Regions from separate parts of the Homo sapiens genome. Here region 1 is linked to region 2. A link is an interaction called in ENCODE POLR2A ChIA-PET data of the cell type or tissue named here. Cell type or tissue: MCF 10A. All regions are shown on one strand. Links, peaks and the distances in the headings refer to the core of each region. The heading gives the core; the rest is flanking DNA. Region 1 overlaps FSTL4 (follistatin like 4). Region 2 overlaps FSTL4 (follistatin like 4).

What was found. Peaks named below come from ENCODE experiments on the same cell type or tissue, not always from the same donor. Only the 100,000 strongest peaks of a DNase experiment are listed, where the experiment ranks them.
Region 1: POLR2A ChIA-PET joins it to region 2 with 10 read pairs; 2 of 35 experiments call an interaction of 5 or more read pairs at or near these places.

Annotation. Positions count from the first base shown.
Region 1 is chr5:133,231,653-133,237,023 of GRCh38, forward strand. It overlaps FSTL4 (follistatin like 4), which reads right to left. Exons shown (of 16, transcript NM_015082.2): 8 at 1,765-1,885. Among named protein-coding and RNA genes, the nearest start is that of FSTL4-AS1, 22 kb to the right of the region's middle. RefSeq lists an enhancer at 3,968-4,832. In MCF 10A, for the core only: no CTCF peak of the experiment used is centred there; no DNase peak of the experiment used is centred there.
Region 2 is chr5:133,283,394-133,288,764 of GRCh38, forward strand. The region is part of intron 6 of FSTL4 (follistatin like 4); the gene reads right to left. Among named protein-coding and RNA genes, the nearest start is that of FSTL4-AS1, 30 kb to the left of the region's middle. In MCF 10A, for the core only: a CTCF peak has its summit at 4,322 (motif pointing left); DNase peaks (open chromatin) are centred at 2,428 and 4,298.

The DNA.
Region 1 (5,371 bases), core at 317-5,316, 51 kb before region 2:
ATGCCTCAGCCTCCCAAGTAGCTGGGATTACAGGCACGTGCCACCACACATGGCTAATTTTTGCATTTTTTGTAGAGACAGGGTTTCACCATGTTGGCCAGGCTGGGTTCGAACTCCTGGACTCAAGCGATCCAGCCTCAACCTCCCAAAGTGCTGTGATTATAGGCGTGAGCCAGCACACCGGCCTCATTTTCTCTTAAATTTGAAAATCTTCAAGTGAAAATATTTGCATCCATAACACAAAGGCCCGCTGTCTTTGGGAAACACCGACCATTCCCAATGTGAAAGGCAGCGTAAATAGATCCTTAAGAGGCACAGTCACGAAAGTAGCATGCGGGAGTAATAAACAGATTCAGGAGGTTATTATTGTGTTTTTGGGAATGAATCGCTACTTGTCTGAACTGTGGGGAGGTCAAGGGTGTTTTTAATTTAATGGATTAATCATTTATGTCTGATTTCTTTTTCCTTCCTATGAAAGCAATGCAAGAGGTTTACCCAAAGTTATAAATCACGTCAGTGCTCGGGCCGCATCTCTGGGAGGTCTGGGCTATGGGCAAGTTATACTAATAATTTGAGAGAGGAAGTAGTTGCTGGAATGGTTTCTTTAGTCAACCAAATCAGGGCAGAGTCATGGAAGGGGAAGTCCCAGAAGGTGGTGGCCCCGCCTGTGCATGGAATCTTGACCCCACTGCTGGCAGTGTGGCAGCTCCAGGGAGAAGCAGCCTATATTCTATTCTTGGCTTGAACGTTTTCTCTGGGTCTTGATTTTCCAAACTGTATAATGGGAAGGAGGCTCTCTGAGGGGCCACCAGCTCTGACCATCTGTGTCCACCAAATATAGCTAAATTTGGCTTGAGTTACACCAACAATCACCCCCGTATCTACCCTACCTTGGACTGTGAACTACATCCTCTGCCAGGCATTTCCCAAGCATTATATACATATTCTATTTCATCAGACGAGGTTGAGGCAGCCAGCAGTGTGACCTAGAGGTCAGAGTATGGGGTCTGGATCCAGAGCAACACCCAGCAGTTGTGTGACCCCAGGCAAGTGACCTTTTTTAGCAAATCATCCATGAACTGGATTAAGATACGTGGATGGGAAGGTCCATGTGAAGGGCTGAGTACAGGGACTGACCAAGGCAAGTGCTGGGAAAACCCTGGCTACTGTCATCAGGAGGCAGTGAATTCTTCAGTTTCTGGGACTCCTGGCAACACAGGGCCTGTGAGAATCAAGGAAAAGCTTCCAAGCCTCAGTTTCTGTCCTGGCTTGGCTAAGATGAGGCTCATTGGGCCTCCTGGGGAGGGAGACGGACACAAGCCCTTGTCGGAGGAAATAGAGCCTCCTAATTGAACAAGTGATATGGTTCCATACCACCTGGAAGGAGTGGTGGATTTCAGTTTCTGCTCGCACTAGACCCAGAGGCCACAGCGGCTCACCAGCACTGTGTTGCCTAAGGGGCATGCTCCATGCTCCACACTGTCTGTGGCAGCCCCAGCTGCTGAGCGTGACTGGCCTGAATGGCTCACGCCATGGCACTTGGATTTGTTTCACCTGTGGAGGCTTTGGGTGGAGCCAAATATGAAAATTGGTCAACAGACTTTGCCCTTTCCACACGGTTCCCCTTTACTTATAAGAGAGATGATATATTTTGGGGTTAGATATTTCTTTAAGAAGACAGAATACAGGAGGGGGCGAGGGTTGATCTGAGCAGCAGTTTGGGGAGGCTATGAGGGGACAACATGCATGGAGCCATTTACTAACCATTCACCTGCAGGACGTGGGTCTGGAACAGCTGCTCGTGGCCGGAAGCATGGCAGGTGTAATTGCCCATGTGGATGGTGGTCACCTTGGTGATGTACAGGGAATCATCCTCTCCAAAGTCCTGCACAGGGCAAAGATGACGATGAGACTGGCCTCTTTATTGAACGGGCTGGAAACCATAGCTGTCTCCTGGTTTTCCAGAAATCCTGCAGCTGGGAGAGAGTTCCTTTCTGCCTGGCCCTTGCTCAGCCAGAGCTGTCTGCAGGGGTGAGCCGTCCTGGGCAGCAGCAACCCCATCTTGCCTCCACATTGTGGGCCCAGACCTCTGCATCTGTTTAAGGCCTTGTGTACCTGGCCCCTCCTCCACGAGGCCCGGTTTGAACACATCCCCCAGCACACGCCCTCTCAATTTCAAGCAACTAGGCCCACGTGTCCCCCCATTTACCGGCTGCCTGCTTGATTCTCAGGGGTGTTGCTCACCTGATGAGCAGCTCTGTTTCCGGAGGCCAGGCCTTGTTTAGAGCGGGGGTTAGCTGACTTTCTTAAGGGGCTAGCGAGCAGATATTTTTGGCTTCATGGGTAGCACAGTTTCTGCCAAATACCCAACTCCGCCACTACAGCATGAAAATAGCCTTCAAGACACATAAATTAATGAACGTGGCTGTGTTCCACTGAAGTTTTATTTAAAGTTGGTGGCCTGGATTTGGCCCATGGGCTGCAGTTGGCCTGCCTATGGTTTAGATCCCACCTCAATCCCAGCATGATTTCAGGCTGCTTGCAGAGATCTTGGTAACCCAAGGGAAGGGAAATAGAACTAAAGGGAAAATGGGGCAAACAAAAAAACCAGGGCAGGAACATCAAAGAGCACTAGGAAGGGCGGATGCCCATGGGTTCCACAGGAAATGGCTCAATAAGCCTCAGCACTGTCATCTCTGCAGCCTCACACGATGGGGTCTTACTGGGCCAGTGCACAGAGGAGGGATGGGCAGGAGGGGCTTTTGGCTGCATCAGAGTCCCCTGATGAGCACTGGGCACCAAGCACTTGCCCAGTCAGCTGCATTCCCTTTTGCAGACCTGTGCCCAATGCTGGCCCTTCCAGGCACCAACTACAGACATGCCAGGAATTGGAATTACCCGTTTTCTACAGAGAGCCCTCATCAGGTTGGGCCTTGGCTACCAAACATTTCCCAGGATATGGTGCTCAGAGCTGATGGTACAGAGAAGGCCCAGGCTCACTAATGAGCAAGGGGGTTGTGCACTGTCATCTGTGGGGAGTGATGGGAACTCAGGACATCCAGGATTTAGCTTGAGCTCTGCCATTGACCAATGTACCCAGTCTCTCTGGGCACTGGCTTCTCCACCTGTAAATTGTGGACAATATATACGGCCTGCCTGCCTTATGTGGTGTTGGGAGATCCGGTGAGAAAATGCATGTGAGTGTATTTTTGAATGTGGGATGCATGATATACACAGGGGATGTTATTTTTCTTGTTATTATTAGCAGAAGATGCAAAACTCCTCTTGACCCCTGGAGAAAACACCAAATCATCCCTCCTGCCTTTCCCTGGCCCTTTCTGAGCTCCCTTTTCCCACAGAAGCATTCTGGTGGCAGGAGAGAAGGCCGTGGTGGCATGAGGGCTAAAAGCAGCTGAGGGCAGCTCCCTGGGTCCTCCGCTGATACTCATGTGAGCTCCTGTTCCTGAAATGCTGATGTTCTCTCTTGCTAACACTCCAGAGGGCCCGGCCACAATGGTCCCGAAACCCCTTAAAGACACTTTCTGAGCCGGGCATGGTAGCTCATGCCTGTAATCCCAACACTTTGGGAGGCCGAGGCAGGTGGATCACTTGAGGTCAGGAGTTTGAGACCAGCCTGGCCAACATGGTGAAACCCTGTCTCTACTAAAAATACAAAACAAACAAACAAACAAAAAAATTAGCTGGGCGTGGAGGCGGGCGCCTGTAGTCCCAGCTACTCAGGAGGCTGAGGTAGGAGAATTGCTTGAACCTGGGAGGCGGAGGTTGTAGTGAGCTGAGATTGTGCCACTGCACTCCAGCCTGGGTGACAGAGCGAGACCCCACCTCCAAAAAAAAAAAAAAAAAAAGACACTTTCTGGCTAATTAGCTGGATGAAGGGGTGCCGGCCCAGAGTGAAGCTTGGGGTAGGGCAAAGGCAGGAAGGTAGATGGTGAGCACATGCAGCCTGCTTGCAGGGAGGGTCAGGATAAAAACTCCTAGCAGTGCTCTCAAAGAAGTAAAATGTTGCAGAGGGCTGCGGAAACCCTGAGAGTTTGTTGTGAAACACTGCTCTGCTTCAAAGAGCCCTTTTCTACCATTCTGCGGAAGCCTCCATGATAAAATAAAACACCAGATAGCTGATTTGTCCTGTATCATAAGAGTCATAAAAGGTTCATATCTAAGTTGTTTATGAAAAGTTAATGACTAGTCAATTCTGGGACCGACATATTTCTAGTCTAAGCTGTTTCCTGTGTCAAAACTTAAGTCTGGAGGAAAATCTGTTTAGCTTGGAGTCTCAGTGGTGAGATGGCATCCTGAAATGGTACAGCCATTTCAAAGGGAAAAGGGTGGCAGGGCTTGGAAACTCCTCAGCGTCCCAGTTGGTGGGTCCCAGGGCAGACACCATCCGAGAGGGCAAAAACCAGAGCTGCTTGCAGGGAGCCTGGCGCTGTGGACCTGCTGGCATTTTCCCTCCAAACTGCCTTCCTGAGCCTTCACATCCACAGCCCCTTCTCATGATGGCCCTTGAAGCTGGCCTCAGGCTCTGGCAGGCCCTGCCCTCATCACCACCTGTGTGGTGGTGTTTAGTCATCAGCACCACCACATTCCTCAGGTTGAGATGGGCCCTGGGCTCTGAGGGCTGTCCCAAGGCCACTGTTCCCAGATATCAACCTCAGGTTGATACCCATTAATACCAACATACGGTCTTCAAGAGGTTACCGTGTGCCGGGAACTTACACGTCACCTTGTATGTATTTAATCCTCAGGAAAAAAAAAACCCTGAAAACCCCAATCCAGAAAACAAAACAAAAGCCCAGTTCCCCAGGGGCTGAGACACTAGGCTCTCCTTGCAGATTCATTCAGAGTGGGGTCTTCTCTCACCACCTCCATCGCTCCTGCTCTGGCCAGCTGCCACCTTCCTGGGTGATGCCAGGGACCCCGGCTTCCGGCCCACAGACTCTGCCCTGAGCCAGCCACATCACGCCCCTCATACTCAGAGCCTTGTTTGCTGGGGGCCAGCCCCTCTCAGACCCTACTGCCTCGCACACTCCCCTTGCTGTTGCTCTAGTGTGCCAGGCATGCTCCCCTCCTCCCAGGCTGTCTGTCTGTCTCCCTCTCCTGCAAGTCTGCTCCAACCTTGTCTGGCAGCCCCATTTCTGGAGCCTAACCTCTTCCCCACACCCTGCTTGGCGCCTCCTGTGGACGCACTGCTGTGCCGCCTGCTGCTTTCTGTACTTACCTTGTTTGCTGTCTGTCTTCCCCTGCAGAATGTGAGCTCTGCAGAGGAGGGCAGGGAGGCTTGTGCCCTGTGTGCCTGTCACAGTCCTGGTGCACAGTGGGCCCTCAAAAAATAGCTGTCGAGGGGACTGTA
Region 2 (5,371 bases), core at 74-5,073:
TGTCCATTGGCAAGTGACAAAGAAAGCAATACAAGAGACACAGCTGGTGAGGAGTCTATTACATGGTCCAGATCCAGGGGGACAGTCTGCTTTCCACTTCTCTCTCTCACCTTCTTGTTCATCCCAAATAATGCCAGACACATGGTGGCATTCCTTCCTATACAGACCTGGGGCAGCAGATCCCCAGGGGTAAGGAAATTCTAGTGCTGCTTGGGGTAGAATTGAGAGCAGGCCCTGGAGATGTTTGACCATAAGGTGCATTTGCCAGGGGCAGTGGCTCATAGAAACCATTATGAGGAATTGGACAGTGGGCTGTTGGCTCACAGCACTGCATGGGTGTAGGGCAATATATTGGTCTGTTCTCACACTGCTATAAAAAACTACCTGAGACTGGGTTATTGATGAAGAACAGAGATTTAGTTGATTCACAGTTCCTCAGGCTGTACAGGAAGCATGGCTGGGAGGCCTCAGGAAACTTACAATCATGGCAGAAGGCAGAGGGGAAGCAAGCATGTCTTAATATGGCAGAGCAGGAGAGAAAGAGCAAAGGCGGAAGTGCTACACACTTTGAAAACATCAGATCTTGTGGAAACTCACTATCATGAGAGTGGCAAGGGGGAAATTTGATCCCATGATCCAATCACCTCCCATCAGGTCCCTCCCCCAGCATTGAGAATTACAATTCAACATGAGATTTGGGTGGGGACATGGAACCAAACCATATCAGGCAAAGACCAGGAGACACATGTAGAAGGCAAGATGTTATCTCCACAGATGTGGGAGGGGGCTGCCCAGCACTGTCCCTTCTCTCACGCTGATCCAGCCCCAACCTCAGAGAGACCATCTGCAAATTTGGAACTCCAAGCACATCATAAGGAGCAATTCTCACAAGTCCATGCTCCCAGGTCAGACTGCTGCTAATCAAAGTGTTGCTTCCTCTAATTAGAGTGAGTCAAGTCATTAAAAACACTATCCTTCAATTGTTGGAGTGTGACATTTCTTCTTGATCCTAAGACAGATGCCCCTCAGGGCAGAAGTGGGACTGGAGGGAGGGGAAGGAGTGGGCAGAGGGCAGCAGTAGTTTTGCTGCTGACGCCCTGCTGATGTGAGCAGTGCCTGCCCGGGCAGTCTCCTCCCTCTACATCCTTGCCATTATCCTCTTCCTCTTCCCACTCAACCTGTGCAGACACAGCCCCTGGCATGTGCTGCTCTGGAACCACTCCTTGGACTCTGCCTTGGACACTCGCTCTTTTTCTTAAGTCCTTGGGCAACCCTCCTGGAGAAGATTCAGGCATCCAAGATTTGGATGAACCCCCACAGGCCAGTCTTCTTGGCATTCTCTACTTTGAAATGATTATAAACTGTCTCAAGTTGGAGAGGATGCTCGGTGTCAGATGCTGGAGGATATCTGACATGGTCCTTGCCTTCCTTAACATATTAGCTTTTTGCTTGGAGGAAGTCCTGGGGTAGGGTAGGGGAGTAAACAGACCCACGGGAAGAGACAGGCTGAGTAGGGTGTCAGGGTGCTGTGAAAGGACTGGCTAGGGCACGAGACCTAACGAGCAGGCAGAGGTGCTCAGACTTGGTGAGGTGGGAAATAGGGAGCCAGCGAAGGCTCTGGAGTAAGTGGGCACAAGATGATAGGTGATGCTATGGAAGCCCCACTGGGCGGCCCTGAGAGTGGTCAAAACATGGCATTGAGTCAATAGGCACACCCTTGGTGTTGCCCCTTCTATGCCTGGCTAGTTCATGAGGGAACAGGGAGATTTGCACAAAGTTTATTTGTCTTCTGATTATAAATGGGCAGGGCACTGTTTGAAAGAAGAGAGAGAAGTCAAGAAATATTTGTAAACAATGAGAAGAGAAGCGAGAAGACAAATGGAAATCTTGATGGAGGTGGCACTGCTAAAATCTTGTAATAGTAATAATATTTCAGCTTTGACCAGTGTCCTGGCAGAATGAGGGGAACACATACAGCTCAAGTGAGGTTCAGTCAGGTGCCAGCTGGCTGGGACCCTAGCCTTTCCCTGAAGGCTGCCTCTGGTACCAAAGGTTCTCTCTGACTTGGGCAGGAAAGGTGCCCCATTCCCTTGGCCCTAAAATATTACCCTCAGAACTGCCATGGAGTAGGATCTGAATTCTCACATTTTCCTCTTAACAGTTCCAAAGGAATGATTTCCCTGTTTCCTCCAAGGCCAAGGGCATGTCCTGCCACCACAAGGAGCCTCCCTCACTCATCTCACGTGATCTTCCTCTGTGAGGAAGTCACACAAAGCTCCCAGCTGTGGAGTCAGTCAGTCACACAAAACTCCCTGGCGAGTCAGTCTCTGAGGATCACTCAGACTATGAGGTCCAATGGCTCCTTCGCTGCCCCAGCTGCACCCAGCTCAGCACCACCTGGCCCGGTTTGGTGATTCACTTTCCATAAACCTCAGGATGGGCCTGCAGGCTAGGCCACGCCCAGGCATAGACTTTGCCAAGACCTGTCCACTGGGCTGTCAGCACTCTCAGGGTTGACCACTTGCCCAGAGCACGAAGTCCTAGGAAGGGAGCTGGATCGGTGGCCCCACCTGCCAGGGCACCAATAACTAAGCTCTGTGCCAAGCCCTGTCCTGGGTGCCTGAGCACAGCAGAATCTGACCTGCCCTGTGTCCATGGCACTTGCAACCTAGGTGTGTGTGTGACATGGTCACGACACAAGGCTGACCTCTAAGCATCCCTGGGTGTGATGTTGTGCAGTGCTTAGGAGCCTGGGTTCTAATCCCAACTCCACCATTTACTGACTATGCAACCTTGGGCAAATTTCTTAACCTCTCTGGACCTCAGTTTCCTCTTCTTTAAAATGGGACTCAGAATCTGCCTCATAGACTTTTAGTGAGGACTGAATATGTGAAAAGTATTTAGCATGTATCAGGCACACGGTTAACACTTGCTAGGTACTAACAGAGAGGGACAACGGACCTTAGAGCTTTGGAGGCCCTACCCAGATCTCCACATTCAGGCATGTAAAAACACTTGCAATGAGACCTAACTTTTTCTGAAGAGATCTTGTTTCTGTGGAGCACGTTTTTGATGTACATCCACCCGCTACAAGTTAATCGCCTCTTCAATCTTGACAAAAACCTTTCTTCTCACCCATAGGCTATGGTTCAAAAGGCTTAAAAAGTCAACTCATGACCCCTGTGGCTCTCTGGAGCCCATGGATGTTGCCCCAGCTGGAGGCCACATCATCACATTGGGGACCCTCCACTATGCATCTGAAGCAAGGTAGGACTGCAGGCAGGGGACTTAGGGAGGGCTTCCTGGAGGAGGTGGCATCTGAGCTGGCCCACAGTGGACTGCAAGGATCCTAACAAGCAGATCAGCCTTCTTTGCTGCTTTTTGGAAACAATTTTGTTTCTCTCTGTTTTTACTTTAAGTGTCTGTGAGCGTCTGGAAGTTTTAAGACACACTGATCGCCTCAATGCTGCCCTCAGACCACATCTCTCCATGGGGCTTGAATGGAGAATTTTCAATCCCATAAAAAGAAAACCTAATTTGAGAAGTACTGATTGTAAATATCATTCTGTCTCTCTTACTTAAAAACAAACCCTTGACTCTAGGCAGCCCCTGCATTGCCTGGTTGCATTCCCATCTTTATGTTCACAAGTCCAAATACCAGTGCTTTTCAGGCAGAAATCCTCTGCTTTCAGTGTGTTAAAGCTTTGTAGGTTGGCCGGACGCGGTGGCTCACGCCTGTAATTCCAGCACTTTGGGAGGCTGAGGCGGGTGGATCACAAGGTCAGGAGATCGAGACCATCCTGGCTAACATGGTGAAACTCCGTCTCTACTAAAAATACAAAAAATTAGCCAGGTGTGGTGGCGGGCGCCTGTAGTCCCAGCTACTCGGGAGGCTGAGGCAGGAGAATGGCATGAACCCAGGAGGTGGGGCTTGCAGTGAGCTGAGATCGCACCACTGCACTCCAGCCTGGGTGACAGAGCGAGACTCCATCTCAAAAAAAAAAAAAAAAATGCTTTGTAGGTGACTATTCTACCGAGGAGGTGAACACTATTGCTGGGAGTCTGTGAATGACAGCTGCATGCACATCTCTTAAATCAGCAGTGGCTCAGGATGCTACCTGGGTGCTGGCCTATGATGGAGGCCGCAGTTGGGTCATTTCATTTCCTAAGATGCAGGCATAGGCATCCCAACCAGCTCAGCCCTGGATCTGCTTCTCCCCTGCCCAGAGCTTTGGATGGCTGTTCTTGGCCTCTCATTCCAGGCCTCTATAGTCTGACTGACCTGACACTGTGGTCCCCACTGCCTCCTGCTGCCCGCACTCTGCTCTAGGATGACAGCAGTGCCGTTTCTTGAATGTATTCTGTGTCCTCCAGCCTCAGTGTCTTTCTTTGCTCCCACTGTTCTTCCTGCCCTTTACTCCAATCACACACATCCTTCTGGATGCCATTCAAATGCCAAACACCACCTCCTCCAGGGAGCCTGCCTTCCATGACTGCCACATCACAAGCACTCTGCATCTCTCCCTCATGCCTTATCCCCAATCTCCTGCCTCAGGAAAGCAGAGAAAGGCTGTTTGTTTTGGACTTGGACTTGCCTGGATTTAATCCCAGCTGTGCTATTGCCCAACCTCAGTCATCTCATCTGTAAACTGGGGTTACTAATAGTACCTGTTTGAGGACTGAACTACATATAATATAAATGATTTAACGTAGTGCCTGGCACAAAGTAATGCCTCAGTAAAGAACAATTATTATTTTAAAAAATGATTAATGTATTTTGAGTATTCCAGCCCCACCTCTTACTAACTAGGTAGCCCTGGGAGTGAGTGACTTAACCTTTCTGAGGGTGGGGCTTTGCGGACTCTGCAGGCCTTAGATGAGAGTTTTGGAGACAGGCTGCAGGGGCCCTGTAGTAGAGGCCCCTCTGTCCCGGGGGTCCCCCATGGTGGGACAGGGAGCCCCAGGCACCCTCAGCAGCACAGCCAGGGAGAGGCTGCTGCCTGCCCCTCCCAGGCCTGTCTGGGTCTGCCCAGGCCCCACTCCTGGCCCGCTCACTGAATTGAACTGTTTGGAGCGATGTTGCTGTTCATCTGGAAACAGCTTCATATTCAGTACCCACAAGACCAAACACAGACCCTGCCCAGCCACGAGGGGCTCAAAACCTGTCACAGTCACAATGCTCAGAGCCCCCAGCAAGAAACTCATCAAGATGAAGCACCAAGCTTTTAAAGAGCCTCTGCCTGAGCCCCTTGGCCCTGGATGCTGGGACAGAGCCTGCCTAGGGAGAGCCTTTGTGTCCTGGAAAGTGAAGGTAGACCCAAGGCCCCAAGGTGCCTGTGAAAAGGGCTCTGGCCTCGCTTGACTGACCTAT